2 separate regions of the Mus musculus genome follow, and region 1 is linked to region 2. Evidence: chromatin loops called from intact Hi-C (ENCODE). Cell type or tissue: gastrocnemius. All regions are shown on one strand. Each heading gives the region's core, and the rest is flanking DNA. Links, peaks and the distances in the headings are about the cores only. Region 1 has its middle 30 kb from the start of Gm36855. Region 2 overlaps Nectin1 (nectin cell adhesion molecule 1).

Region 1 (15,308 bases), core at 3,587-11,586, 310 kb after region 2:
GTGCAAATGAGCAAATTTACCAGTACATAAATAAATACACTGAACAAGAAAGCCCTCCAGCAGGTGGAGTGGGGGAGGGCTAGCATACACAAGGCCTTGGGGTTGATCCTGACACCAACAAGAAAGAAGAAAAACGGGGCGGGGAGGTGGGAGGGTGTGGGGGTGGGAGGAGAAAAGTGGGGCGGGGAGGTGAGAGGGTGTGGGGGTGGGAGGAGAAAAGTGGGGCGGGGAGGTGAGAGGGTGTGGGGTAGGAGGAGAAAAATGAGGTGGGGGACGGGAGGTGGGAGGGGGTTGGGGTAGGAGGAGGTGGGTGGGGTGGGGTGGAGTAGGGTGGGCAGTGACAGCTCTAATGGAGGGGAGGAGGAGGAGGAACTGGTACAAGCAGGTTTGAAAGTAACTTGCCACTCACTGTCTAATGAAGACGAAGAAGCCGTGCTGTGGATGGACACAGCAGAGATATCCAGATTTTCATATGCGCTTAGGGAAAAATGGTGTATTCAAACCAACACGCTGAATGTGATGGCGAACTGCTGTGGGAAATAATCCAAGCCTCCATGGCCAGGAGGACAGTTGACTGAATACTAGACAGCAGCCACGTTACATCTGGGACACTTACAGGCCCAAGCAATTTTTGAAGGAAACAATCTGAAGATTAGTAGGTCTAACTTCAGACCCTTAAATGATAATGCGATGCACACTAAAGAGCCTTATGTATCATGTGATGTAACAAAAGTACAAAACCATTTGGAAATGGAAAATAGCAAAGTTGCAACAGTGATTTGTAATCAAGGAATGAAAGAAACAGAATGAGTTAAAACAATTTTTTTACAATAAATGCTAAAAATGATTCTAATCAGATCATCAAGAAAATGAAGATGCTGATATGTGTGTGTGTGTATGTGTGTGTGTGTGTGTGTGTGTGTAAAACAAGAACAGGATGCAATTAAAAAGAAACAAAATACAAAATATGTTTTAAAATATGTGGTATATATGATCGACATTTTGTGATTTAAAACATTCAATAGAAAGCTGAGATGATATGGGTCACTGGAATCTTTTTAAAAGAGAAGGAAAAAGAAGAAGAAAAATATGAAAGCAAAAATGACAAAGGATCAACTCTGGAAACCTGTGACCTCATTAAGAGAACTCAGAGAGTAAACACGAGAGAAAGCAGTTTCAAAAAATCCTGCAGAAGGACTTTACAGAGCTGAAGAGACTACTCAGATGGACCAGTTCTGTGCTCAGTAAGATGCGTAAAGATTCAGAACAGCAGAGCTAAAGAAAGGTGGGGTGTGGAGAAGGGTGTGCTGGTGGGAAGAGAAGGGACAGCTCATCTACGAAGCCTAGCATCAGACACTTCTCATCCATGACACTGGGCAGCAGTGGAGCTGGCCTCAGCGATCTGGATGAGAACAGTCTCCAACCAGAAACTGTCAGACTCCCACACCCAAGGGTTATAAGAGCAGAGCAGATACACTTTGGGGCTTCTAAGGACTCAGATCATCTTTGCTCCTGTACTCCTCCTTAGCATTTACTCAAAGAGCACCCTGCAAACTGCGGGAAATCAAGAGAGAAGAATAGATGGACTGAAGAGAACATTGTCTCCAGCCCAACAAGCAAAGACGAAGGGACTCTGGGGAAATTAAAAGGAAGGTTTCAAGAATGCCTCAGGGTCTGTGCTGAAGTCCAACTAAAGCATGTGATGTGATGAAGGGAGGAAGGAAGGAAGGAAGGAAGGAAGGAAGGAAGGAAGGAAGGAAGGAAGGAAGGAAGGAAGGAAGGAAGGGAGGAAGGAAGGGAGGGAGGAAGGAAGTAAAGGAGGGAGGGAGGGAGGGAGGAAGGGAGGGAGGGAGGGAGGGAGGGAAGGAGGGAGGGAGGGAGGGAGGGAGGGAGGGGAGGAAGGAAAGAAGGGGGAGGGAGGAAGGAAAAAGGGAGGAAGAGAGGGAGGGAGGAAGGAAGAAAGAGAGAGGGAAGAAGGGAGGGAGAGAGAGAATGTCTAACATGGGGGAAGCTGGGGATTGGTTCAGTTGGGAGAGTGTTAACTGAGCTTATTCAAAGACCTGGGTTTGATCTCCAACACTTCAATAAACAGATGTGGTAGCACAAGCCTGTAATCCCAGCACTTGGGAGGTGGAGGCAGGAGGAGCTCAGGGCCATCCTTGGCTACATAGGGAGTTAGAAACTAGACTGGGCTACGTCCAGACCCCAACCCCCTCCCCCCCCCAAAAAAAACCCCACTAGAGCTGTGAGTGAATCTTGAGTGAGAAGGAACGGAAGGAGGCAAGGAGGTCTGGAAAGTCAGGTGAGAGAGGCCCAGAGGAAGAGCTGGGGGTAGTGAGGACTGGACAGAAAGGGTGCGAGACTAACCTGATGGGACAGTCATCCATAGTTTCCTGGGCAAAGCAGTTGACACCATTTACCGATTTAAAAAAAAAAGAGAGAGAGAGCAAACATTAAAAGGATGAAGATGGGGGAGTTGCGGATAATAGAGGAAAATCTGGCACTTGGTGATAATCAATAGATAATGCGTAAAGCACGTACATTAAGATGCATTAGTTAAAACACATTGTTTAGAGATATGAAAGTAATTCCAGAATAAAGACATAAATATTGTCAAAATGGTATCTGCTGGGGAACAGGGTAGAGGCTGCTGAGGGGCATGGAACTGGGAACAGCCATATTTCATCAGAAGCCTTGAGGTGTTTCTGTGTTTTAAAATGTTTCTCTAATTTTGATTTTTTTAAAAAGCAACCACTTTCAGGTCCTGGCAAGATTAAAATGCTTCCAGACTAAGGAAATTGCACCCTACTCTGTATGCATAGGAGAGCCTTGGGGGAAGCAAGTTGGGATCTTACTCAGATGGACACAAACAGATGTAGATGATGATATAGCAGGCCCCCTCTCCAGCTGAGTCTCCCAGGCTCAATATGCTCCGAATGGTGTTGACACTGACGTCCAGTGAATGCCTGAATGAAATGCGCCAGGCTACAGCCAAGGGGTGGGGAAGGAGGAGGAGGAAGACGACGAGGAGGAGAAGGAAGAGGAAGCCCTTAAAATTTTGATCCTTTAAACCTCTAACATAAGCAAAAACATGTTCATGGGGGAGAGGCAGGCAGAGTCTCCTGAATTTATTTACCTTACCTCTGGCTTTATATTCTATTGATGGATTTCATGTTATGTAAGTAAGCTGGGAATATGAATGTATGTTTACAGTTTTGTTTTGGTTTTGGTTTTTAGTGTTTATAAAGGTTTTTAAAGTTCATAGTTTAGCCTTAACTCTAGATGAGTCTAAGCCATCCTGGCCTGTTGTACTGTGCAAAGCTTTATCGGCCTCAGATGGCCTCCTGGTCTAGTTTGTGCCCCACTGTCTTGATGAACTGCTGGCAAACCATTGCTACAAGCAATCTATCTGATCTTGTGCAGATTCATTCACAGACTAAAGTGTGGGACTTTAAATTACTCTCATCTTGACTCTTTAGCTTCCATCCCATAATACACTTTGATTACATGTTGATCAATGTTGATACACTCACCCTTCCTCCCAGACTTTAAGTCATCTTGGAAATGGACATACCACTTCATTACTGAGTTTGGATCCCGAGTCACATGGAGTCCGATCAGATAAGGCAGTCCCGAAATACAGGAGATTTCCCTAAAGGTCAAGGCTTGGACTGACTGATGGCTAGTGAGTTTCACCACAGAAACTGAATGCTCAATGCTGGTCTGCTGGGAGGCCTGAGGATTGTAGAGCCCCATTGGCATCAGAAAGAAGGAGCAATGGGCTAGATGAGCGGCAGGTATCGGCTCACAGAGCCTACTCCAGAATAGTCTGGAAACCACTGACCATGATCATTTGCATGTGTGTTTACAGCCTCTTTCTGAGCACCGAATGGTGCTGTTCTCTGGCCCCACATTTCTCCACCTTGTTCATAGGGATGGAGAGTCTGTCAAATCTACTGCTGAATCAATACCCATTAAGCCTATAACATTCTCTTTATCTACCAGCCTCAGAGCCCCATCAAGGAAAACGAGGTGAGGAAGAAGTGTCTCATTCTCCTCTGTGAATCCAAGGCAGAGTTCCTAATGACTACCGCTGTGTTTTCTAAAGCTGGGTGGGAGCTCAGCCCACGAGTTCTCTGTCTGTTTGATAGCGGTTCTGAGACCCTATCCATTTTCACAACCAGAAAAGTCCACCAGGAACCCAGACATGTGACTTGGGAGAGAAACTAAGACTTCCCTTAATATCCTTGATATCCGTCTTGTGTTCTTCAGAGAACAAAATGCATAATTGTGTCCGTGTTATTGTATTTTATATGGCTGTGGTCATAATCTATGCACGATTTTATAGTGCGTTTTGGTAGTGGCAGTGGTGGTGTTTTGTTTGTTTTTAAAACAGAATTTCTTTGCATAGTCCAGGCTAGCCTGAAGCTATGTCACCAGGCTAGCCTCAAACTCATGGCACTTGTTTCAGATTCCCAAGTGCTAAGATTACTGCCATATGCAGGTTGTGATTTGCATTTTCACAGGGCAATAACCTATGACTTTTTCACACTGATATTAATTTTTCATTAGCGTGGTTTTTAACAGCCACATGATAGTCCACATACAAGATACCTCATAGTTTCCTTAACGATTCTGCTACTGTTGGCCAGAGTGTTTCTACCATTTCCTACTCTTAATGCCTGCTTTATGAATTCATTATCTACTAAATATGGATCATGTGCCAGGCTCAGGGTTGAGAGCTGGAACTAAGAGAGAGAGAGAGAGAATGCAGAGATGACCAACTGAAGATCAGCTGGGGAAATCTCTGAGTCTAGGGTAATGTCCCCAGGTCTAGGACAATGGGTAATGGGTATGGGGGCAAGGAGATCTACATGCTGATGCTGTGCAGGGAGCTGAGATCGGGACTCCAGGACTCAGGAGCAGTGGGGCAGCCTCTAACAGCATCCAGAACTTCCTGCTGAGTTTCTCCCCCTGCTCCAGTAAGCCTGGCGACCCCATTTAACCCCTAACTCTCATTTTCTTTTTCTCAAATTTAGGAATTCTAATTGATCTGCTACCTGCCTCTCAGGGTTACCATGAAAATCAAAGTGAACTCGTCAATACTAGTTTTGTCAACGTGCAGTGTGAAGCACTGTGGCACAAGCAAATCCTTGTGGAATTGAATTAAATCTCTCTTCAGAAACCTGTCTGGGAGGGACCATGCAGCCTGGAGGTAGGGAGTGCTGCCCTCTCATGAGCACTTTCAATAGAAGGAGAGAGAGGGAGGGGGGAGAGGGAGAGAGGGGAGGGGAAGATAGGAGGAGAGGGAGAGAGGGGGAGGGGGAGGGAGAGGGAGGGGGAAGAAGAAGAAGAAGAAGAAGAAGAAGAAGAAGAAGAAGAAGAAGAAGAAGAAGAAGAAGAAGAGGAAGAAGAAGAAGAAGAAGAAGAAGAAGAAGAAGAAGAAGAAGAAGAAGAAGAAGAAGAAGAAGAAGAAGAAGAAGAAGAACAACAACAACAACAACAACAACAACAACAACAACAACAACAAACAAATGAGCTAAAAGGATCTTTGGGGAAGAAAGATAATGAGATGGGGGAGCTTTGTGTGAGGTTTCTGGGACCAGTTCTCTTTCTTGGAATGTCATATAGAATCCATGTACTTATAGAACCACAGTCCTTCAGAACTCTGTGCATCACTCTGCATAGCTTTGAATGAATATGGTCTCATCTGAGCCCTGTTCCCTCCATGAGAGGGAACCAATGCTGTTAGCATTCTCCCGCCCCGAGCGCGGGGGCTGAGGAGGGCAGACTTGGACTGTTAAAGCTGTTAAAGCTGAGTTGGTTTTTGAGAGTATGCCGTAAGGTTTTCCTCATATCCTTTCAGATATGAGCTCCTAGGCAGGCAGGAGTTCAAACATGTGCCTCTAACTGGGAAAGAAAGACACTGGTTATAATCTGGCACCCTCCCTCCCCCACCCCCCACTCCAGTTTCCAGCAAGCCCCCAGGCATGGGTCACAGGAAGGGTCCTGGGCGTGGGGTCTTGCCTGTGAAAGTCTACATAAATGTGTAGTGAGCCCAGAAACCTAGAAAGGTCAGGCCTCCTCCTTTCTCCTAAATAAACATAGCATCCCCAGAGGCCAGCAGATGAAAGGAAACCTTAGGATGCTCGCAAGGCTGTAACGGATTCCAAATTGTCTTGGCAAGATCAAACCCCAAGGCTAGGAAGGTAATTCCATCCCAAGGAAGGAATGCCTCGTGCTGCTCTGTACTGGTTTTCACTTCTAATTTGAGACAACAGGAGAAATAAGCAAACAAAAGTGTACATGCAAATATCAGAGTCTTAGAGAGAGAGGAAGCCGTGGGCTCTGACATTCTCTGCATTTTTGGCCCTGAGCCTTTGCAAGTCACAATTGCCTATTGAGGGAACTCGGGCTACAAACACAAGCAGAGCCACATTTCCTTATTCAAGGCAAACCCTTCCCTTAGGGGTCTAGATTCTGGACAGAAGTACAGGGTAGGACAATGGAGCAACCAACCTCACCCCTTCCAGCACTCTCTGATGGGTTTTCTTAAAGATAAAAGGACTTAGGGAGATGGCTCAGTTGGTAAACCAACTTGTAAAGTGCTTGCCATGCAAGTTTGAACCCCAGAACCCACACAAAAAGTCAGGCATAGTGGTACAGGCTTGTAGTTCCAGTGTGAGGGACTGAAGACAAATGGAACTCGAGAGCCCACTGGCTAGCCAGCCTAGGTTTTATTTTTGGTGGCCTTGTCTCAAAATAAGGAGAGCACCCAAGTTACAACACCCAAGCTTGTCCTCAGGCCTTCATTCACATATATGCACCTGTACATGTATGTGTACTCTGTGTATATGTAAAGACAGACAGACAGACAGACACACCAATGTGAGAATGCAGAGAATGTCAGAGCCCATGGCTTCCTCTCTCTCTAAGACTCTGATATTTGCATGTACACTTTTGTTTGCTTATTTCTCCTGTTGTCTCAAATTAAAAGTGAAAACACAAAGACAGAAAGAGAGAGGGGGAGAGAGAGAGAGAGAGAGATCTTAAGCTCCTGGGCTGTTCCGATTGCCCACAAGTGCCAGGAAGGACCCTAAATAGACCATCAGTGTCTAATCCTCTCTCTGCTCCCATCAAGCAGTGAAATATTAGGAAATTTGCTGCGCCTTTCTCTGCTTGAGAATACTATTGATGCTGTTGCTAAAGTGAACCAGTAGGGGGCACCTGTTAAAAAGTGGCATTGCTTAAGTAGAGGTGGATAGTAATCATTAACAAGGAGGCTCTTTGCCTACAGCCTGGCTTTGGCTTATGAAATGGCATGGATATCAAGGACTATACTCCACTTTCCTGGATTCTGTCAGGTGATGGCTACCCAGTGGAGGGAAATGTCGAGAACTGAAACTCTTAGGACCAATGGGATAAAAAAGGGCTTTTCAGCCCGGGCAGGCTGGTCACAGCTGGCAAACCAGTTGGCCAGGCGATGTCACTATCTCTGTTTGCTCCTGTGCTACCCCAGTGTCCCTCATAACGTATCACTGAAAGCAACTCTGAACTTTATCTTCCCTGTGTCATGGGCCGAGGGTGGGGAGGGAAGGTTGTTCTGTCACTCCCTGGAGGCAGTGTGCAGGAGACAGCAGGCTCCTGTTAGAAGGAGTCACATGGACGCTCCCAAAGGGAAGCTGACTCAAATACAGCGACGAAATGCGTGGGCCATCCAGCCCATCACACGGAGAAAATCCTTCCCAATGGCCACTTTGAGGGTTCCTGTCTTACTTTTATTAAGGAAAGATGGCATTTTTATGGTAAAATATATTAAAAAGTTCATTCTGAATTATTTTCTTCTCCTTGAACACAGCGACAGTGGGAAGGAAGCAGAGGCCCCAGGGGCAAGAGACCATCAGAATGCACTGATTTCAAACTTTCTGTTAGCTGCAGGAGTCTCTTTTTATCAGGAGCGTCTGTGGGATTCCAAGATATAAAAATGATCATCTGGAGGCGCTATGGGTTCGGAGGGGGCCGAGGAATGTCTTTCTCAGATGGACCCTCCTATTCTATCCCAAATCAGTCTCTGCAATCCCAGTCCCACAATCCCAGGAGGACACACCCATTCCTCTACAGACACCTTTTTAATCAACTTTCTCTTGTTGCCTGAATTTGGAGTAGGAGGCTGACCCACCCAAGGACACATAACTGGTCAGTGTTAGACTCAGTAAGCCACAGGTCAGTCCCCTGAGTGATGTGCCCTGGGACACTGGGCTATGGCCACTGGGTCTCAAAGCTTGTCATATGGGCAGGGGGAGGCTATTGGAGTTTCTGTGCAGAGATCAAAGAATAGGAGGCAACGGTGGATCTCATAGTCCCCATCAAGAGACCTGAACAACCCCATCAACATCCTGCTGTCACAGCTTGAGAGAGCCTCTGCCACCTGGATGGTTCCATGATTTGACAACAGGCTCCTGTCCTTTAAGGCAAGAGGCCCCGCAGAGATGTCAGAGGACTTCTGGAGTGACATCACGGGATGTGTGTTTTATTCTGAGCAGAAGCATCCTATAGACTCCAAGGAGCTGCTAGTGAGCAGGAGGAAGGGAGGGAGGCTGAGGCGACTGTAAACATTGCCGGCTCCTTTGCCATTCATGACATCTAAGCCAGCTGCAGGCTGTGACAATGCACCCACCTGTTCCAGGTTGGAGTGTCAGCGCTATTGTGAAATGCTTGGTATGAAAAACGTTCAATAGCGTTCAAATCCATTAGCATTATCCCCGGGTATTTCACCGTTACGTCTGCCAATGGAAGAAAAGGAAGGGCTCCGAGAGTCTTTAAACATAATTTCAACTGCGGCAAATTTTTGAATGTGCTGCTGGTTTCTGCATGCAAAGCTTCTTGTCAATGGAGATTATCAACAGTCTGAAGAGAATGTATTGAAAACCTGGAGTCAGAATCACACGAAGCCATCGCAGGCACAAAGCCGGTCAAAAATGCCGTGTGTGCGTATGGGTGCGGTGTTTATTGTTTAAGACTTAGAAACTATGTCGTACTGGCTAAGATCTCCATTTTAGGCAAATTTAAATTATATCCCTCCTAACAGTTTGTATCTTTCTTCATTCTTTCAAAAACATTAGGAATACTCTAGGCCGTACTCTAGCTACACTGGACAGGCAAAGCCTCTGTCTGCTTGGAGTTGACATTCTAACACAGCGAGACAAAGAGCAAGATATAAAATAAATGAGTGACGTGTGTCAGATGCTGAGCACTATGGGGTAATTAGGACTATGGGAAAACAGGTCAGGGCAGGTCTCATCAGAAGCCAGCACTGAGCAACGGGACGGGAGAAGGAACAGAGGAAGCAATGCAGATGTGCCAGGAAGAGTTCTGCATGAGAAAAGAGCACACGCCAAGAACCAGGGACAGAGCAAGAGCACCGTGCTCCAGAGCAGGAAGCGGGCTTTGTGGCTACATAGCTTGCAGAGCGAGCAAGGCAGGGAGGACCAGATGATGTCAGCGATGGTGGAGTCTAGCCTGGGAGAAGGCCTCAGAGACACCTGGAGAATGCTGTTCCTGCCTTTGAGTAAATCTGAAGGCACTGAGTGACATCATATGCCATGTGCTTTATTTCACGCGAGACAGAGCTGCACGCATTCCAAGCTGGCTTCCAAGTCTCTACATAGCCGAGACTGACACCGATCATCTAACCACACCGCCTCTGCTTCCCCAGTGCAGGGTTTGCAGGTGTGTGCTGCCACACTCCACTCATGCTGGGGATTGAACCCAGGGCTTCAGGCAGGCTAGGCAAGTACTGTCCCAATGGAGCCACGTTCTAGTCCATGATGTAGACGTTTTAAGGAAAACTCTGGCCATTGTGATAAGAAAAGCCTCAAAGAACAGGAGAACTAATTTAGAAAGGTGTTGTGAGACTCCAAGGAGGAATTGATGGTAGTTGGAACCAAATGGTGGCAAGTTTGGACAGATAGGCTATAGGTGGTCATGCAAAGATTTTGTGACATGCTATGTGTAGGACGTGTATAGGAATCCCATAACAGAGACAAAGGGTGGATGGAGAACACAGAAGAGTCAAAGAAGACACTGAAGGGTTGAGCATGGGCAAACAGCAGGTTAAGCAAGATCTCAGCTGAGCTGGGAAGATGCAGGTAGCCGAGGTTGGTGGTGATGGTTGGGGAACGGGTGTGGAGACTCTGGTGTGGCATTTCTGAGACAGATGGTGTGCAAGTAAGCAGAGATGACAGGCAGGCAGTTGAGTAGCAGAGCCTGAATTTCAACAGGGTTGTTTTTCATTTTTATCATAATGACAAAATATAAAAATATGTAATGGGCTTCTCTTCCACCACATACCTTTTTATGTTGATCTAATCTGATCTAACATATTTAATATAGTTGTCTACTATTTATCATCTATCAGCTGTCTAATATGTATATTTACCATCTACCAACCATCTACCATCTATCTAATCTATCTACCATCTACCTATACTCCTTCATATCTGTCTATGTATCAATCTATCACCTATGTATCATCATCTATCTACCTATATTCTATCACATCTATCTATCTATCTATCTATCTATCTATCTATCTATCTATCTATCTATCTATCTATCATCTATATATGTATCTGTATGTAATCTACCTACTATCTATCTGTGTATGTATGATGTATGTATGTATGTATGTATGTATGTATGTATGTATCTATCTATCTATCTATCTATTTATCTAGACTATCATCTATCTATCTATCTACCTTATTTCTCTCAGGTTCACTCCAGTGTGTCACTGATGACAGTCACTTTTTATTAAAAAGTTGGAGAAACATGGTCTCAATAGCAAGAACTCTGGCCCAGGCAGTCAGGAGTCCTGGGTCTGAATTTTGCTCTATTGATATAGAAATGACAGGTAGCTGGTGGCATGACACAACCATAGCCAAACTCAGCTTTTGTTGGCCTCGATTCTGATTGGCTGAAGCCTAATTGTTTAGGACTCTGTAATAGAGAGTGTCTGCCTGGCAGCCAGGTAGCTTAGCCCCCTTGGAGCATTCACATGGTTTGCAGGTCCATTGGTGCTGGCTGCTCATCTTAGGATCCCTAATCTGCATTTGTGACTCGTGAAAGGCAGGATAGAGTCTCCAGACACTGAGGGGTGATGTGACGCCTGCTGACCCTCAGATACCAGGGTACACACAGAAGAGTGTGAAATGCATGTGACAGTGGCTCTAGTGGCACCCAGCATCCAGGGCTGAGTCCTCCTAACACATTCCTCCTAAAGTGACCTAGCTTCTGACTCTAATCTTTTAACTCACACATTTTTGTGAAGTTCTCACATGATCTGTAGCTTTCTGAATCTTCCACCCAAATGTCTTTCCTGGTTATATTAGCTAGAAGTGATCTTGTTGTTTGTGGTCATCAGTGACAACTGATACTCGGAGTAATGGTGATGCCTGGATGGATGATTGGCACCCTCCTCTGAAGCCCTGTTTTCTCAGCTCTATACAGAGGTAGTAACCATTGCACAAGCAGTATAAAATTTAAACAGTGGTATTGTTCCTCCACTGGCCTTTGTCACTTCATCTTGGAAGTAGAGATTACAGGGACTCCTGATGCACCCCACCCACCCCCTGAATCTAGTTAGAGGGCTGTGCACTGGTACACAGCATCATAACACCTGGGCCTGCGTAAAAGGCTGGAGGGTGAGAAGAGGGTGGGCCTTCAGGTGCCAGGAGTCTCATTAGCTGGTCCATCACTCAGCAGATCGCAGCATCAGTACCCGATTCCCAAACTTCTACAGTGCAAGGTACCGCTCACCCATCAGCCCGAGTGCAGGCCTGCAGACAGGAGCCACAGTGTGCCTGAGTTAGCCAAGGAGCAGTCAGCTCAGGGAAGGGAGGAGGCCAAGCAGGGAGGTGTCAGTTTCACCAACACCTGGCATCTCCAAGGCTGAGTTAGCAGGGGGCTGTCAATCTCCAGACAGGAAAACCAGAGACACAGAGGAGAAGAAACAATCAAGACTGAGACAGTAACAAGAGAGAGGAAGTGAGAGGCTGGGGGACTATTTTAAGTAATGCTTGATAAATTACCTGCCTCTCCTGGCCTCCTCATAAAGGAGATTCTAGGGGGCTAATGTTTACATCTGACAGCTTACCAAAACACCCCACTGCAAGTACAAGACAGACCAAGGCTGACTGCTGTGTGCTTCCTGCCCATGGATCTGGAGAGGAGGGGAGGTGTCCATGTCTACTAATCACAGGCTCACAAGTGACCACATGTGTTGTGCTGTGCACATACGTGGAAATGTTCATACATATGAGGAGTGACGTGGTTGGGCTCATTCTTATGTACAGATGCACAGCACAAAATCCTGACCGTACCACGCTCCCACACATTGCACGTGAGTCCTTCCCCCCTCCCCCGTCCCCCCCCCCCCCCCCCGTCCCCAGCCCAGGTCAGGGAAATGCCAGGACCCACATGGTGGCTAAACTTCAGTGGGTGTGAGAGACCCCTCCCAAGCTGAGGATAGGCATCTTAACAGTTGGGGAGATGGGGCATTACAGTCTTCCAGAAGTTAACATCACTGGCTAGATCTTTGGACTGCCCTGGGAGCTACCCCACCAAGGCATTTAACAAGATTAATTAATTTAACCAGCAGCCTTCTGTGCAGGTAGTAAGTTTACTGTAGCAAAGATGTTTGTAAATAGGTATTGAGGTCTGGCTGGACCACCGTTCCTGTCCTCTTCTCTATTTCCTGGCATTGAATCCATGCCCTGCTTTCCAGAATAGAAGTGTATGGACTCAGGTGGATCACATGAGACTGTTTCCTCCCTGCAAAATATGAATGGCATCTATGTCACCCTCTATATCTTCAGGTACCATGTGCAAGAGTTTAACCAACTGAAAGTCAAAAATCCCTGTGAAGAAGTGGAGATGGTAGCATGAGCCTAGGATAGCACTTCTGAGGACAAGGCAGGAGAACTGTAAGTCTGAAGCTTGTTTAGAGTGTATAGAGAGATCATGTCTCAAAACAAACAATTATATATGCACATATATACACACTATGTATATATTATATTATTATGTTATATATATCATTATACACATATATGCATGCACTATATATTATATATGCATATATTATATGTTAATTATATCTTGTATATTATATATATTATACATGGAAATAAATGTACTCCTATACAAACATGTACAGATTTTTTCATTATTCTTGGGGTTATATAGTATCACACTGATTTGAGTATGAGAAATAATCTAAAGGCAATCTAAGTATATGAAAGACATGTATAGGTTTTCTATAAGGAACGTGAGTACGTGTAGATTCTGGTGTCTGTGGGGGAGAGGGAGCACTGGAACCGTTGCCCGGCACATACTGAGGGCGGACTCTGTACCTACTTTCAAGCTATTCAAGCTACAGGGTGGCATTAAGAGCAGCTTCGGTTGCCATGAAAATGAGAACACCTCAGTTGAAATGACAACTTTGTCATCTTGCCATACCCTATAATCAACCTGGGAAGAGAGTCACAATGAGGGACTTCTACATTGAGTTAGCTTGTCTGTGGAGATTGTCTTAATTAAGTTCATTGACGTAGCAAGACCCAGCCCAGTGTGGGTGGATCCACTCCCTAGGCAGGAGGCCCTGAACTGTATAGGAGTCAAGCTTTGTACAAGCAAGCAATCATGTGTGTGCATTCATTTCTCTCTGTGCTTGACTGTGGATATAATGTGCCTGGCTGTTTGAAATTCCTGCCTTGTCTGTTCCTTAATGATGGACAGGAACCTAGAAGTTAAAGCAAACTCTTTCAGAGTATTTTATCACAGCAACAGAAATGAAAGTAGAACAGCTGGAGTCCCTCCTATGACTGAGCAGAATGCCTACCTTGCTCCTTGATATTCTTGTACTGTGTGGACTCTGTTGTAGCCAGACTTTTGGCTACTTCATGGGTTTCTATTTCTACCACCCGTCTCGACCCTTAACCCTTCCAATCTCGAAATTCTGGTGAGGAGAGAAAGAAGGCTAGAGGCGAAAGGGAGCATCCATAGATACCATTAGACTATTTCCTGCTGCTTAGGGGCATCGAGTTCCTTGGGGGAGATTTTGAGCTTCATTTTTAGGATATCTCCAACCAGGAACCAGCAACCAGCAACTCACAACCAACAACCAACAACCAACAACCAACAACAACCAACAACCAGCAACCAACAACCAGCAACCAACAACCAACAACAACCAACAGCCAGCAACTCGAAGCCAACAGCAGCAGCAGCCATCTACAGCAGGAGGAACAGCAAGCTCTATACTCCTCTCAGAGCTCTTGCATCTATATACCCTCCCTCCCAAGAGTCCCCAGAATTCCACATCTCATACATTTGTCAAAACTATCTGCAGCTGGCAAACTCATGCCCCTCCCAGAGCATGAGGCAAATCAGTCTGCTGTTGTGGACAATCTGAAGCAGCCCCATATCCCACACCTTGGGATTGAAATATATTCCCATAACATTCCTATGTTTTTAAAGAGACCCAAATTCTCATTACACTTGTTTATGTGCCTCAAACATTCAAGTACAAATGGGACTGAAGAAATGGCTCAATCCATCAGCAAGTAGAAGAGCCAAGTTGTATTCCCAGCATGTTCTACCCAGCCAACGACTGTCTGTAACTTCCAGCTTCAGTGGATCCAGCGCCCTCTTCTGGTCTCTGTGGACACTGCATGCACAGGGTGCACATACATACATACATACATACATACATACATACATACAGGCAGAACACTCAGACACATAAAATACAGGGTGCACATACATACATACAGGCAGAAATCTCAGACAGATAAAATACAGGGTGCACATACATACATACAGGCAGAACACTCAGACACATAAAATACAGGGTGCACATACATACATACAGGCAGAATACTCAGACACATGAAATAAAAAAATCTTTAAAAAATTTCAGGTACTGAAATCTTGCTCCACAAGATGATAATACTATGAGACCTTCAAGAATCTCCTTAATGGCATTAGTGCCACTAGGAAAGCGATCTGAGAGAAACCCTTTACCCCTTCCACTATGTGAAGACACAATTGTCATCTATGAGTCAGGAATGAGGCTCCCACCGTGGGACACTGAATCTGCCAGTTTCTGACCCTGGACTTCCCAATCTTCAAAACTATGAGAACGATACTCTGATTTCTGAGTTACCCACTCCGTGGTATTTTGTCACCACAGCCCCAGTAGACAAAGACAAACACTAACCCTGATGTATAGAACCACACATGTCAGG
Region 2 (14,125 bases), core at 6,126-14,125:
TTAGCACTGGAGATGAGGTAGACAACCTCTCCATCTCCTGTGTCATAGACAGTCCAGTGAGGGAGGCAACTTGTGTGGCTCCATCACTTGTTGCTCCTTGGCTTACAGGTTAAGAGGTTCTCCTGAGGCTGAGGAAATGCAAAAGAGCTTATGTGCTGGCTAGCTTTATGTCAACTTGACACAAGCTAGAGTCATTCGGGAAGAGGAAACTTCAATTAAGAAAATGAACCCAGGCTGGAGAGATGGCTCAGTGATTAAGAGCACTGACTGCTCTTCCGAAGGTTCTGAGTTCAAATCCCAGCAACCACATGGTGGCTCACAACCATCTGTAGTGAGATCTGATGTCCTCTTCTGGTGTGTCTGAAGTCAGCTACAGTGTACTTACGTATAATAATAAATCTTTGGGCAGAAGTGAGTGGGGCCAGAGCAAAGCAGAGGTCCAGCAGCCACATCATCATATGGTTCACAACCATCTGTACAGCTACCGTGTACTCGTATACATAAAATAAAGAAATAAATTTAAAAAAAAAGAAAGAAAATGAAGCCATCAGATTGGCCTGTGGGCAACACTGTGGCGCATTTTCTTAATCAATGATTGATGCCAGAAGACTGGCCTATTGTGAGTGGTTCGCCCATGGGTGGATGGTCCTGGAATATTAAGAAAGCAGGCTGAGCAAGATTTGGGGAAGAAGTCAGAAAGTAGCACTCCTTCACGGCTTCTACTTCAGTTCCTGCCTCCAGGTTCCTGCCTGAGTTCTTGCCATGACTTCCTTAGCTGATGGACTGTGATGTGGACATATGGATGAATAAACCCTTTCTCCCCTAAGTTGCACTAGGGTCTGGTGTTTTACCCCAACAATAGAAAGAAAGCTAACCAAGATAGGCTAGATGCTCCGGTTGAGAGGAAATTGGCCGTGAGGAGGTCGGGGGACCTGCAGATGTCTGAATCAGCCATCCTCTCAAAACAAAACAAAACAAAACAAAACAAAACAAAAAAAGGTTTTCATTCATTGTGGAACACATGCCTTTTCGGGACCTTTGAGCTGGTCCTTAGTCAGGGAAAATGGCACGAAGGATATAAGCATTGCTCTCTTCCCCTTTTCTATCATTCACGCCCTTTCTCGTGTCCCTAACTGGGCCCCAAGGGAACTGTCAATTTCCTTCTTGAAGCGCATTCACTTCCTCCAGCCCCATGGACCCGGAATCTTTGTTCACAGAAGGCCTATGGAACCTCTTTTCTCTTCTGGAAAGTGCCCAGAGCCCCACATCCAGGAGTGGTGTAACATCAGACTTCTTCCCTACAGCTATGGCTATCCTCTGGCCCTCCACTTGCCTCCAGGTGGTGGTCTCTGTAACAGGCATCATCAGGCAGGAAATTATGTCTTGGAGCATGGTGATGAAGGGGATTAATAATGATCATATGATAATAAATGGCATATTTGGTACCTAAGCCCTATGAGCACTACTTTCCTATGTCCCCCAACTATCCATCTACTTTGCTATTCAAGATATTAACACATGTTATTAGTCAATGGATCTCTCTCTCTCTCTCTCTCTCTCTCTCTCTCTCTCTCTCTTTCATTAGGGTTTTGCTTTCTATCCAAGGCTTGCCTTAAACTCACAATCCTCCCCCAGCTTCCCTGATTTTTAGGATTACAGACTTACAGACAAGCACCATCAGGCTTAATCATGCTCCTATCTCAGGACCCTCCTCTTCATCATGATTGACACCTGAGAACATTCACAACTTCCTGTTGGAGGCTTTGGATCTCACTGTCTTTTAAACTGTCCCGGGGTTGCATGTTAAAAGCTCCCAAGTTCTAAGGTTCTGCCTATATCTGCCTGGGGCAAGGCTTGGAGTTTTAAAACCTCAACTGTAAGGGTTAATCTTAATTGTCAACTTCATAAGATTTAGAATCACTATGGAACACATCTCTTGAAGTACCTCTGAGAGATTATCTAGATTAGGTTAATTGAGTTGGGAAGATCCATCCTAAATGTGGGCAGCACCATTCCCTAGGCTCAGGTTGCAGCTCAAATTAAAAAAAAAAAAAAAAAAGAAAGAAAAGAAAAGAAAAGAAAAGAACTGAAAACAGCACTCATTCCCTCTGCTTCCCGACTGTGGATACAATGTCATCAGCCCTCAAGCTATGACTCCTTCACCGAAATGGACCACACTGTCAGACAGTGAATCAGAATAAACTCTTCCTTAAATTGCTTTGGTCAGCTATTTTGTCATAGCAACAAGGCACGTAATTAATGCATTGGATGATTCTGGGTTAAGTAATCTGTGCTCAGTGCAGTTTGTGGCATGCATAGAGGGTGCTATTGGGTTGTTTCTCAAGGCAGACATAACAACTTCTGTGCTGGCCTTAGCCTGGAGTTCAGGGTGAACTGGATATGATGAAGCCAGAGGTGGGGTGGGGTAGTGGGTGTGGAGTATGTGTGTGTGTGTTTGTGTACTTGGAAAGGAGTTGTTGTCAGAGAGATAAAAAGAGGGGTCAATGCCTCTGATTATCATCTAGGAGTTCGTACAGACCAGGAGTAAGACAGCAGCCTCCTAAAGACCTGGGCGTGGCCATCATGAAGCTTCTGGAGCAGGGGGGGAATATAATAGGGCTTGAGGAGCATAGACGTTAGCATCCAGGTCAAACCCGAGGACTGTTTCCTAGAAGCTGCTGGGCACGGAGGCAGATACAGCGTTGTTCCCAAAAGCAGAGTCCAGCTGGTGCTTAGTCAGCCAACAGAGGCCTTCCTCCACTGTCTCACCATCCACGTCCCTCTCATTGTGTGTGTGTGTGTGTGTGTGTGTGTGTGTGTGTGTGTGTGTGTGTGTGTGTGTTTTATTTATGGCATGGTTTTCTCTTTGTGGACCAGGCTGGCCTTGAACTCAGAGACCTGCATGCCTCTGTCTTCCAAGTGCTGGGATTAATAGTGTGTGCCACCATCGCCTGACCTTCTCATTCTTTTAAACCATCCGTTGACATCTTTCCCAGCAAGTTTTCTTCAATGTGTCTAATGTGACTGGCACCTCTACTCAATGCTCAGTGTAGCTCCTGCATGCCCACCTTATGCTCCACTGGGGGCTTGCATTGCTTTTTGGTCAACAGAAACTTGTTTCACCTTCTCCAGTTTCTTGACACCCCACTTCCCATTCCCCGCTCTCAGAGGTGGCCCTGCCTGTGAGCGAGCTCATTATACACTTAGAGGGTATGTCTGGGTTCATCCACCCCTAGTTTCCTCTCTAGACTTCAGCACTCCACACAGAGTGAGGGGGTTAAACTAGCAATGTGTACTAACGTGAGATGTAACAAATAATGTAAGATGCTAAGGTCTGCTGTCTGCCCAGAGTACTTGTGACCCACCAATATCTGCACAGCCCCTATGTATTCAAGGTCAAGGTAGAAGGTCATGCCACATCCTCTCAAACAAAATTGGTAATTCTCATCCTATGTAGCCACAGAAGGCCAATGACTAATTTGGAACCTAGGGGTCCTTTGCCCTGAATTCTTGGAGCAGGGATAATCAGACTAGCATAGTGGCCTGGCCTCCAGTTACCCAAAATGTGAAAGACTGCACTATCAAATATCGGAATCCTGAAGGTCAAGTTTACTCCTGTAGTTACTGAAACAGGAGATTTGCTCAGAGAATGCTCTGCCATTGCCTTTGGCATGGGCAATGGTGGTATGCCGGAAACATCCTTTGCCCTATGCATGCAGGGACTGCTTTGGGCCATCCAGCCTTAGGTTTCCTGCTCTCTGTCTGGGGCACTGGCCAAAGATTTTGGGTGTAGACAGAACGAGGACCCATGGTGTAACTAACTAGCATGAAGGTTCTCCTAAGCCCTGATTCAGCTAGGGAGCTGAGTGTGGATGCTGCTCTCTTCAGTCAGACATCAGGCTCCAGGCCTGGGGAAGGTGTGGTCTGGCTTCTCCAGGGCCAAGCTCCGCCCACAGAGGCTGTGTCTGAGACTAATTGGCTTGCCCTCCTTCTTCGAAGCGGGAGAAAGTCTTGGCTAATTTGCCGGAACGCTCTAGTTAAATGCCAATTAGGATGTTCTGTCCACTGCTCTCTTCCAATATATTAATAATGTAATTAAGCATTTATTGCTCGCACAAATTAAAAATTAACTTAAACAGACAGCCTGAAAAACTGAGGAAATAAACGCTCAGACAACCAATTTGCATCCCATTCGAATATCAACAACCTAAACACAGCTCTGTCCTGGGCTCCTTGGTTTAGCTTTCCAGTGAGGGGCTCAGCCAGCTGCTGACAGCTGTGGGCTCCGCTTTTTCCATGCTGGATTCTGCCTTTCTGTACTGCCCAAGTCTTAGGTGTGGAGGAGGTGGCCTTGTTCCCACGCGAACCTGAGATCTTTCTGCTAAGCAGCTCCCTTGGCTTCTGTGGTCCCTGCCCCTCAACCCATCCCCACTCCCAGGAGCCCAAAGCTCTATGGGGTGGATCTTGGTGAAAGGAGATGCCACCAGGGGTGAGTAGGAGGGGGCAGTCCCTGAAGCCCCTGCCCTCCCACCCTCAGGGTCGATTTGTCCTGCATTCCAGCCCAGGGGATGGGAAGCAGATGGTGTTGGTATGGAGAGAAGGAGGAGGAGGAGGAGGAGGAGGAGGAGGAGGAGGAGGAGGAGGAGGAGGAGGAGGAGGGAAGAGAGGAGCTCCTTCTAACCAGTCTCCTGGGAGAGAGAGAGTAAGGCTAGGACCTAGAGGAGCTGCTGGGAGACTGGGCTGTGTCCTCAGAATATAAGAGGAAAGGCTGGAGCCCCCTCTTCTGTCTCCAGGGATGGAACACAGCAGGTGCTCCACTGCGGGGCTCCTCAGAGCCACAGGGGACCTGGCAGGGAGGAACAGAATTCTAAGGAAGTGAGCGAGAGGAGAGCGACCTAGGGAGGGGTGGTGACTGACATAAGAGCTCTGGAGCAGGGGCTGCCTGTGACTCTAGCCGGAGCAGCCCTTCCTTCCTCAGCTGTGCAGTTTTGTCATCCAGTTCTTGCCCCACACCCCCATGCCTTGGCCCTGGCCAGCAGATGCCAGCCATCCATCCCCCTGTGCCCTGCGCAGCTCATGTCTCCTGGGATAGCTCCATTGAAGCCCGCAAGGTGGCCATGTGGCCCCTCAATGAGTCCCTATCATAGAATCAGATACTCTGGCCTTTGTCGTCCCTGCTGTCCGGTTGTCTGTCTCCTTCTCTTGCTCACACCCCACTGCAGTGACAAGAGGCACTTGGGCTTGTTTTAAACACTTTATTTATAAAAAAGTACATTTTTTTTCTCAGTACATTTTCAACCCATCTTTTTTTTTTAATACAAGTAAAAGGGGGCGGGGCAACCACTCCCCCCCTCCAGGTCAGGACCAGGGGAATCTGCTGGGCTGTCCCCAGGACCAAAGAGGAAAACAGTGACATAGAAACTGAAGCAAAGGAAGCTTAGTCACACTCAGGCGAGGGTGGCAGCTTCTCCTGGATTTTGTTTCCATTTGTTAAAAAAAAAAAAAGTCACCCTCTTCCCCCCAGCCCACTCTTCACAGCTGGGGTCAGAAAGCAGCATCAGCGAGGCTGGTTCCTCACCTCTCGGTGTCTCCGGCCCAGGTCAGCTGGAGCCACCTGCCCTCACCAGGAGAGGGTTTCAGTTGGCAGTTAGGCTTGGGGAAGTCTCTACCTGGACTCCTCCAGAGGCCTGGGAGCACCCCCCTCCTCCCAGGAAAGGATGCAGTGTCTGCTGGGCTCAGAGGGGTGGCCTCACCCACCTGACGTGAGTCCTGATTCTCCCACCTGGACGATGGCAGGAAGGTTATTGCACCAGTGACTGGGGCACGCTGGGGTGGCTGGCAGAGGGTGCGCCTTCCCAGGGCTTGGGGCCCGAGCATTAATTAATACAGGTTTCTCGTTTATGTGTGTACTTGTGCACACACACACACACACACCTGTGCTTGGTCTGTGGAAGGCGTGTGTTGGTGTGCTGGGCGTGTGTTCACTAATTGTGTGTTGCTGTATTTCAGGTCCTTCTGGTAAAAGAGACTCAGAGGGTTGTTGCACACCAGAACAATACCAAAATCTGTAGGGAAACAGGGGTCCAGGGGCAGGGGAGGGACAGGAGGGGGAGGGCAGCTAGGGACGACATCCGGAGGGGTCTGGGCAGGTAACACACCAAGTTTACTCTCCGCAGTCTGGCAGAAGCTCAGCTGTGCTGGGGGGGGGGGGCATGAAGGTGAAGCAAAATGCCCTCCGCTCTGTCACACTGTCAGCTGGCTGTGTCCACTGTCCCGCAAACACAGGGCAAGAAAAGCCCCTTCTCCTTGGGTCCAGCTACCGACCCCTGACTCCTGTCCTTTCTTAGCCCAGGTGGCGGCCGCCTGGAAGCGCTCAGTGCCACGGCTGGGGATCCTAGATCCTGCTGCATGGACCCTATAAATTGTGCTTTGCTTCGGGGAAAGGCGTGCAGGTTTGTACAGGGAGCTTAGGTGCTTTGTCCAGGCCCAGGGCCTCCTCGATCCATCACAAGACAGGGGATAGGGGATGACCGTGAAAGGTGCGAGAGACTCGGGAGGGTGAGTCTTTCAGTCTTATGGCCCCATAGGGACAGAAATACCACTCTGGGGCAGTCAGGGTTCTGCCTCCTGCCTTGGGGGTGGGGGAGGGGGACCAAGGAGAGGGGCAGAGTGGTATGAGGAACAGGATGAGCTGTGACATGGAAAGGACACTAATACTTCTGGGAGAAGCAGCCCAGCTCCTCCATCTTCCTTCTCCCTGTGGCTAGAAAGGCCCCAGAATTTTCTTCCCCAAACTTCACCCCATCCAGTGTCCCCAATGCCAAGACGGAGAGCCGCCCCAGGGCTGGCATGGCTTCAGACTTCTGCTACGTGGCTACTGGGCGGCCTGGGCTGGGACTAGGGCAGTGAGGGCCTGGCAGAAGAGCCCCAGCTGGTGGGCTGAGTAAGGGGTGCCAGAGATGGCGCTTGGACTGGGAACTCAATAGCAGCACCAGGGAGGAGTGGGGTGTGGGCTGGGGCTCCCTTAGGAAGCCTATGGCAGGGTGGGTCAGTGCCCGTAGGGCACAGAATGGTCTGCCTCCCTCTCCCCAATGTTTGTGATCCCTCAGCGAGTGTCACTTAGGGCTGAGTTGGCTGAGATCCTGACAGGCAGGCCCTGGGAATGCCCATTTAGAATGAGGGTAATCTGGGGGCACAGATGGAGAAACCGAGGCACTTTGAGCTTGGGGACAGAGGGCTGGGGTGAGGTGGGGTGGGGAGACCTTTTTCCATGCACTCAAGGGAAGGCCCAGCCCCGAACGGCTGACAAAGCCAGAATCCCATTCAAAGAGGGAGACTGCATGCAAAGGCCCTTCTACACGGCCATCTTGCCAGTCTGGCACCAGGAGAGAGTGAGCAGGGGTCAGTCTGTGGATACGCAGCAGGTCCCCGGTGCCCCTGCACTTTCTTTGAGACCCGAGACACATCTAGGCCAGCCTTCCCATATGAGACGCTAGCAGTCCCCCTTCAATTGTGTTTGCAGTTTCCACAAAGCAGCCTTCTCCGTCTCAATAATTCTGTGCCTCGCATTCCTTCCTGGGATCCCAGCCCTGACTTTCCAGAAGAGTCAAGTGTTGCTAGCACTTGACAGATAAGGAGAAATCCGAGAAACATGTACATTGTCAGGAAAGGTTGGAGCTACACTGAAATTGTAGAGTGGCTTTGGGGGTGGGTGGGTGGGTGCGGGAGGTTCATCCTAGCTGACTCTGAATGCTTCTGTGGGCTGATCCCTTCCTGAGCTGGGAACGGGTAAGAGGTGGAGCAGAGGGTTGGGCCTCGGGCAGTGTTCAGCCTGGGCAGGGCGTGAGAGGTTGGCATAGGCCCAGGGATGTGTGCATGGATATGTGTGCATATGTTGGCAGAGGCATATAGGAACTGTGGGTAGAATCCACCTGGGGTCACCCACTGTGTACAGAACGGACTGGGCGTTAACAGAGAGGGGTATATGAGAGCTACGCCAACTCCATTTGGGGGGCCAGAAAGAAAAAAAAAAAGAAAACATAAAACCACCCTCACCAGGAAAACACACTGCCCAGGACCCCAGCAGAACCCTCAGCTCCATTATTCCCCACACAAGACTCCCCTGGGTACCACGGAGAACTCCTCTAAAACCTCTTAGGTGCACTGACTGCATCAGCTTAGTGGGGGCTTGGGTTACATCTTTCTGAGAAGAGGAGCAGCATATCGGGTGGGGGTGAGGGTGCTCTCCATCTCGAAGCTCCCTTTGCCCTCCATTCCCAACGGAGAGAACACAAACAAATTCCAGTGTTGGGGGATGGGGGTGGGGGGGTGGGAGAGGACTGGCTCCCCAAACCCTGGAGGGATGCCCAAGTACACAAGACAAGAACAGGGCTCCCTACACACAGGGCAGTGGAAGGGGTCCTTAAAGGAAAGGTACAGCAACACCAAAGCCACGGTCGAACACAACACCAGGGGGAAGGGTGGGTGAGGGAGGAAATTAAAAAAAAAAAAACAAAAAACAAACAAAAAACAAAAAAACGAAGCCAAGTGGGGTCTGCCCTGAGCTCCTCTGGCTCCTCAGGAGTTTGGGGCTGGTTTAGGGCAGTGGGCTGTGGGGGTGGGCAGGGGGGCGTGCGGGTAGGGGCCTGGGAGAAGTGGGCACAGACAGAGGCTCCAGAAGGCGGGGCTACACATACCACTCTTTCTTGGAAATGAAAGACCCGTCGTTCTGAGAAACCATGTTCTCAGCCAAGTCCAGCTGTTCAGGGTCATACTGGTAGCCCAGAGTCCGGTCCCCATAGCCGTCCTGACGGGCCTCAGCCTCATCCACAGTGAAGTAGGGCCGTTTGGCGTCCTCGTCATATTTGGGGTGGGGGCCGCCCACCTTACGTTCGCCTCCTCCACCGCCCTCCTCCTCCTCTTCCTCCTCATAGCTGCTCCCGCCCAATGGGCCGGCCTTCTTTTCATCATCCGAGTCATCCGGGTACTGCAGGTTCTGTGCCATGGGCGGGTGATGCTGCGGGATGCCTGCCTTGCTGTAGCCGTTGCCGTACACGTGCTTCTTGGTGCTGTAGTCACCCTTGAAGGTGTGCCGGCGCCTGCGCAGGGCCACTATGATCCCTCCGACCACAATCAGCACCAGCAGGACACTCCCTGCCACGCCCCCAATGATGGCTGTGGGCATCTGCCCGGCGCGCCGCCCGTGTTCAGGAGTCGGGGTGTAGGGGAATTCTGGGTGAGGAAAAGAGATGGAGGGGGTTGTGTCAGTGTCTGCTCTTCAGAAGTCAGCGGGGGTGTAGGGAGGCAGGGGAGGGAAAAGCCCAGGACAGGATGTCCACACCCCGAGTTTGAGCAGTTCTGATTCCAGAGGCCCCTTAGCACCCCACCTTCCTGAGGTCAGCTGCAGCACTGGGAGCCAGGCAGGCGAGAGGAGCAGAGGCAGCTGATGTACCCAGAGCGCCCAGCCTTCCATCCTGACCATCCCTGGAGGTGGCATTAGTTCTGTCCTATCCCACCTTGGTGCAGAGGCACATCTACATGCACCCAACTGTGTGTCCCTCACGGTCACTACCCTCCAAGGAGGTCTGCTGTTCATTTCTATTCAATGCAGGAGATGGCTAGCGAGGTTAACTTACCCAAAGGCCCAATTAGAAATCATCCTGCCTTTTTTTTTTTTTTTTTCATATCAACCCTATGCAAGTGCCACCAGTGTCCCTTTGCCTGACATGTAGAAGTGACTGACCCAACACCAGGAACCTAGTAGGTAATCCAGACTAATTCCTTTTGTCTTCAGGACAGATAGAAAGTAGATTCCCAAGTTTTGGCTCAGCCGACGTCCTGTGAGTGCCAACTGCCTATCAGTGTGCTACAAACAAGCGCTGTGACTTTTTGGTTGTGGTATGGCCCTGCAGGGCAAGGTAGAGACCTGTTGGGATTGCTAGCTTGGGCTACAGGGTTGAAACACCCAAAGTGACAGATGGTAGGCACAGAGCAGGGACAGGCAGAAAGGGGATACAGAGGACTACATGTGTATCACACATCAGGAGCATACATATGTGAGAGCATGTTCCATGTCCCACAGGTTTTGCCAGGCACAAATGTATGCGGAAGGATATGCAGATAGTGTGGACGGTCTGAGCCAGGCATAATGGCTCATACTTGTAACTTCAGGATGTGAGAGACTAAGATAGGGGGGTTGCAATAAGTTCAAGGGAAGTCTGGGCTATAGATCAAGACTGTCTAAAAAAAAAAAAAAGAAAAAAATATAAAGGAAAAATGAAAAGTCAATAATGCAGAGTGGAAATTAAAAGGCAATAAAGGCAGGAAAAGACAAAAAGACCAGAAGAAGATGGAAGGGGGAGGTGGATGGTGGCCTTCTTTTCTACCCTGTTGTCTCTTTTTTCCACCCCCTCTGAGGCCTGGGAGGTGGATGAGTGAATATGAAGTCAGTCCAGGCCAGCCCAGGCCAGAGGCCAAGAGGTCCTAGGGCAGGACACAGGGAGACGGTTCCCAGCACCACCACAGGGTGGCACCGGAGACCATGACTGGCCTCAGGAAGGCGCTGGGGTGTAGACCCAGGGCAAGCATGGAAGGAAGGCTGCTGTCCAGGCCTCTTCCCGGTCTGGCCCAGGAGGGCCAGGGTCAAGGAACTGTCTGGGCCCATGTGTCTGCTCCTGGGAGCCTGCTGCAGCCAGCTCACTCCCTGATTCAGCATCACTCACTCCATTGGAATCACACGCCTCCCATGGGCCCCATGTGAGTGTGTGGGGTGCTACTGGCAAGCAGGCAGGAGCAGGGCGGAGGTCCTGGATGGGGGAAGAGGTTTTCATGTTGCTCAGGCTGGGAGGGCTAGTGAAAACACAGGAGCCTCAAAAGGGGACAGGGTCCGGGACACTTGCCTGAGGTCACATGGCTGAGCTGTGGCCGCCCAGAAGCTCCTGAGCCTGGAGCTGTCTGAGAGAAGCACAAGCCCAGAGGATTTGGGTCCCCACTAGTCACCACTGTGTCCTCAGTGCAGGTCACAGAGTTTACTGAGAGAGTTTAAGTGTTTACTGAGAGCTGTTTTGACTGCTTCTCTTGCAACCCTCTCTGGGAGCTCATCATGGTTTACTGGGTCCCACTGTCCTTAGAAAGGAAATCTGTGTTCTCAGCCTGCCTCCCCAGCTCCAGGCCTCAGATAAAGTCCTCCTCTCCATCTGCCTCCGTGTCTTTCTTTGCTTGGTTGGTTTGAAACAAGGTCTCATTAACCCATGTTGGCTTTGAACTTATGACCTTCCTAGCTCAGCCTCCTGAGCGTTGAGGTTCTGAGCCACACTCCTGGCCAATCTTCACCTGTCTACTTCCTTATTCAGTTAGCAAATATCCACCGACTATTTTTTCTCTCTAGTCATAGCATTGCTATAGAGCCAAAGGAATGCCTGGGATCACTGCAGCAAGCAGACATGGAAGGAGCTGACAGTGAAGTGCTCAGGGAATAAGAGAATAAGAACATTGAGGCACGCAATTCACAAAGGTTTCTTGGAGGCTAGACTTTGTCCAGCCTTGAAGGATGATGGTGTGGGCTCAGAGAGGCTAAGACAATAATCGAGGCATCTAGATGGAAGGACCAGCCTGCTGCATCTGAACTGCTATGCTCCCCTCGCCTGCAGAGGTGAGGAGCCCTGAGTCCTTGGCTTTTCCTTTCAATGCTCTGTAACCACCTGCACTGTGAGCTTTCTCCGCTGTCCCTGCGGAGGCTTTATCTTTGGACCTACGGGCCTTGCTGTCTCTGCTCAGGACAGAACTCAGCTCCATTCTGTGACTCAACTGAGATCCTCCTGGCTTCTCAAGCCACCTCAAGTACACAGCTCCCACTCAGCCACAGAACTGTTATCTCTGAAGGTGTCTGGGATAGTTTTCCAAACTGTACTTCCTGGAACCTTGAGCCGTTACTCAGAGGTCAGCAAAAACAGCTGGACAAACACTTTGAGAAACATTGGCTTAGATGACACACTGGAGCCCTTCACCTTCCCCCATACCCTGGAGTATGACATACACACACAGGATGGAGGGTTTCCCAGCTTCCAGAAGACAGGACCATCCCGGAGAACTAACAGTTAGATTATAGAGTCAAGAAACCTCTGGGACTGCCAACTCAAAATTCCCACCTGTTCTAACATGGCTAGCTGTCCTTTCTCATTCTCTCTATTTACCGGGCTTCCCCTGGGCTCCCACGACCACCACCATTTGTTCACTCTGAGTTCCTCTCTGGGTTTTGTTGTGGTAGAACATTTGTGGGCCTCTCACCTTTACTGAGTCTCTACTCTTGGTTGCCCCACCCAGTCAGCAGATTAATTCCCATTGGAAAGACATGACCACTCTGTCTCAAAGACCAGCAGTGAGTCCCCATTGCCTGCTGGGTCTTAGAACCTGGCCTGCCAAGCTCCTCTCATGCACCTTCATTGCTGACTGCTGTGATTTGGATAACTGTCCTTACCAAAGGCCCCAGTGCAAAAGGCTTGGTTGCTAGTTCATGGCACTACTGGAAGGTGGTAGAACCTTTAGAGCTGTAGAAAGTCCAGTCACTGGGGGGTGTACCTGTGAAAGGGCTATGGGGACCCTGTCTCTTGTCTGCTTGCTGCCTTCCACAGAGTGAATGAGTCATTCTACAGTCACATTCTTTCTATGATACACTGTCTCGTCATAGGCCCTAATGTAACAGGTCAATCAGTCATAGACTGCAACTTTTGAAACTGTGAGCTAGAGTGTACTCCCCTCCCCTCCCCACCTACCTCCCTGCACCCCCTGACCTGACAAGTATCTCATGACATAACCCTGGCTGTCCTGAAACTCACTATGTAGACCAGGCTAGCCTTGAACCCATAGAGCTCTGCCTGTCTCTGCCTCCCAAGTGCTGGGATTAAAGGTATGCAAACCTTTCCACTTTTTAAATTGATTATCTCATGTATTTTATGACAGGTACCAGAAAGCTGATTAATACATTATGTTTGCTATCTGAGTTCCAGTTTGCGGTGTGTATGCAATACTAAGGATTTAACAAAGTGCCTGGCACCAGCTAGTACTCTACCACCAGGCTATATTCTTAACCACTTTTTACTTCATATTTTGAGATAGGGTCTTGGTAAGTTTCTCAGGCTGTCCTTGAACCTGTGATCCTTTGGCCTCAGCTTCCCAAATAGCTGGGAATACAGAACCAGCCTCGAGTGAGTCCCTAAGCACAAACAAGCCTTCGTTCACACCACACGCCCTGCTGCAATGCCTCCACCATGCTTCAGTTCTGTAGTTCATGTTTAACTCTTCCTCTGTAGACTTCCTATGGACCGACGGCTTTGCATCCTTCGCTGTATTTTACACGATGTCAGATCCAAGTCTATTAATTACAAACTCATTGCTAATAAGCGCAGGTTACGATTAATCACAGTGGGTTCTGGTTCTCCTTCCAGTCGGAATAAGGGAAGAGCTGGGAGAAGTGGCCGCCTGTCCTTTGGCGCTGACTCACTGAAGCGCGGCCGCTATGCACATGTAAGTTCCACCGCGGTTACCTCCCTGCTCTCCCAGCGAAGAACCATTGAAAAATACCGCGCTCTTACATTTAACTCGGCTAGATTGGATTTTCTGACCCCACTAATCACAGGATGACAGGGTTTGCTGTATCATCTGTCTGATGAGAATGGTTGGTGTCCCAAACTACTCTGTAAATTATATTTCGAAATAAATCTAGAATCTAGGTGCTTTTCACCATTCTATCCCCACCACCCTCATTCAAGACACCGCCATCTCTCAACTGGATTATTTATGGTTATCGACACCCAACTGCTCTCTCCCCTTTGCTTCTATAGACTGTATTTGATACAGCAGCCAGTAAAATCCCATTAACGTGTAAGTCACATCCCATCGCTACCCTGCCCACAGCCCCTCATTGACTCTGTTTTACTCTCAGAGAAAGCCAAAGCTACAGAGCCTAGAATGCTCTCCATGACCGGCGCCCTGCCAAGCACTTACACCATCTTGTCCTGCTTTTCTGCAAGCTGAGGGATCATTGTCATGGACGGGAGCTTCATGCTATCATCCCCTTCAGGGCTTGGGTTGAACACCACCTCCCCAGGGCCACTTTCCTCATCCACCG

What was found. Hi-C counts contacts between places; a loop is a spot of excess contacts. Peaks named below come from ENCODE experiments on the same cell type or tissue, not always from the same donor. Only the 100,000 strongest peaks of a DNase experiment are listed, where the experiment ranks them.
Region 1: a loop joins it to region 2, with 2.3 times the contacts of the local background. A loop is called at or near these places in 3 of 42 quality-filtered maps.

Annotation. Positions count from the first base shown.
Region 1 is chr9:43,483,502-43,498,809 of GRCm38, reverse strand. No RefSeq gene overlaps it. Among named protein-coding and RNA genes, the nearest start is that of Gm36855, 30 kb to the left of the region's middle. In gastrocnemius, for the core only: a CTCF peak has its summit at 7,214 (motif pointing right); a DNase peak (open chromatin) is centred at 7,404.
Region 2 is chr9:43,798,578-43,812,702 of GRCm38, reverse strand. Nectin1 (nectin cell adhesion molecule 1) reads right to left here. Exons shown (of 6, transcript NM_021424.3): 6 at 5,242-9,231. The coding sequence ends at 8,687. Among named protein-coding and RNA genes, the nearest start is that of Gm46108, 15 kb to the right of the region's middle. In gastrocnemius, for the core only: a CTCF peak has its summit at 10,527 (motif pointing right); DNase peaks (open chromatin) are centred at 6,895, 7,860, 8,900 and 10,525; H3K27ac peaks cover 1,973 bases.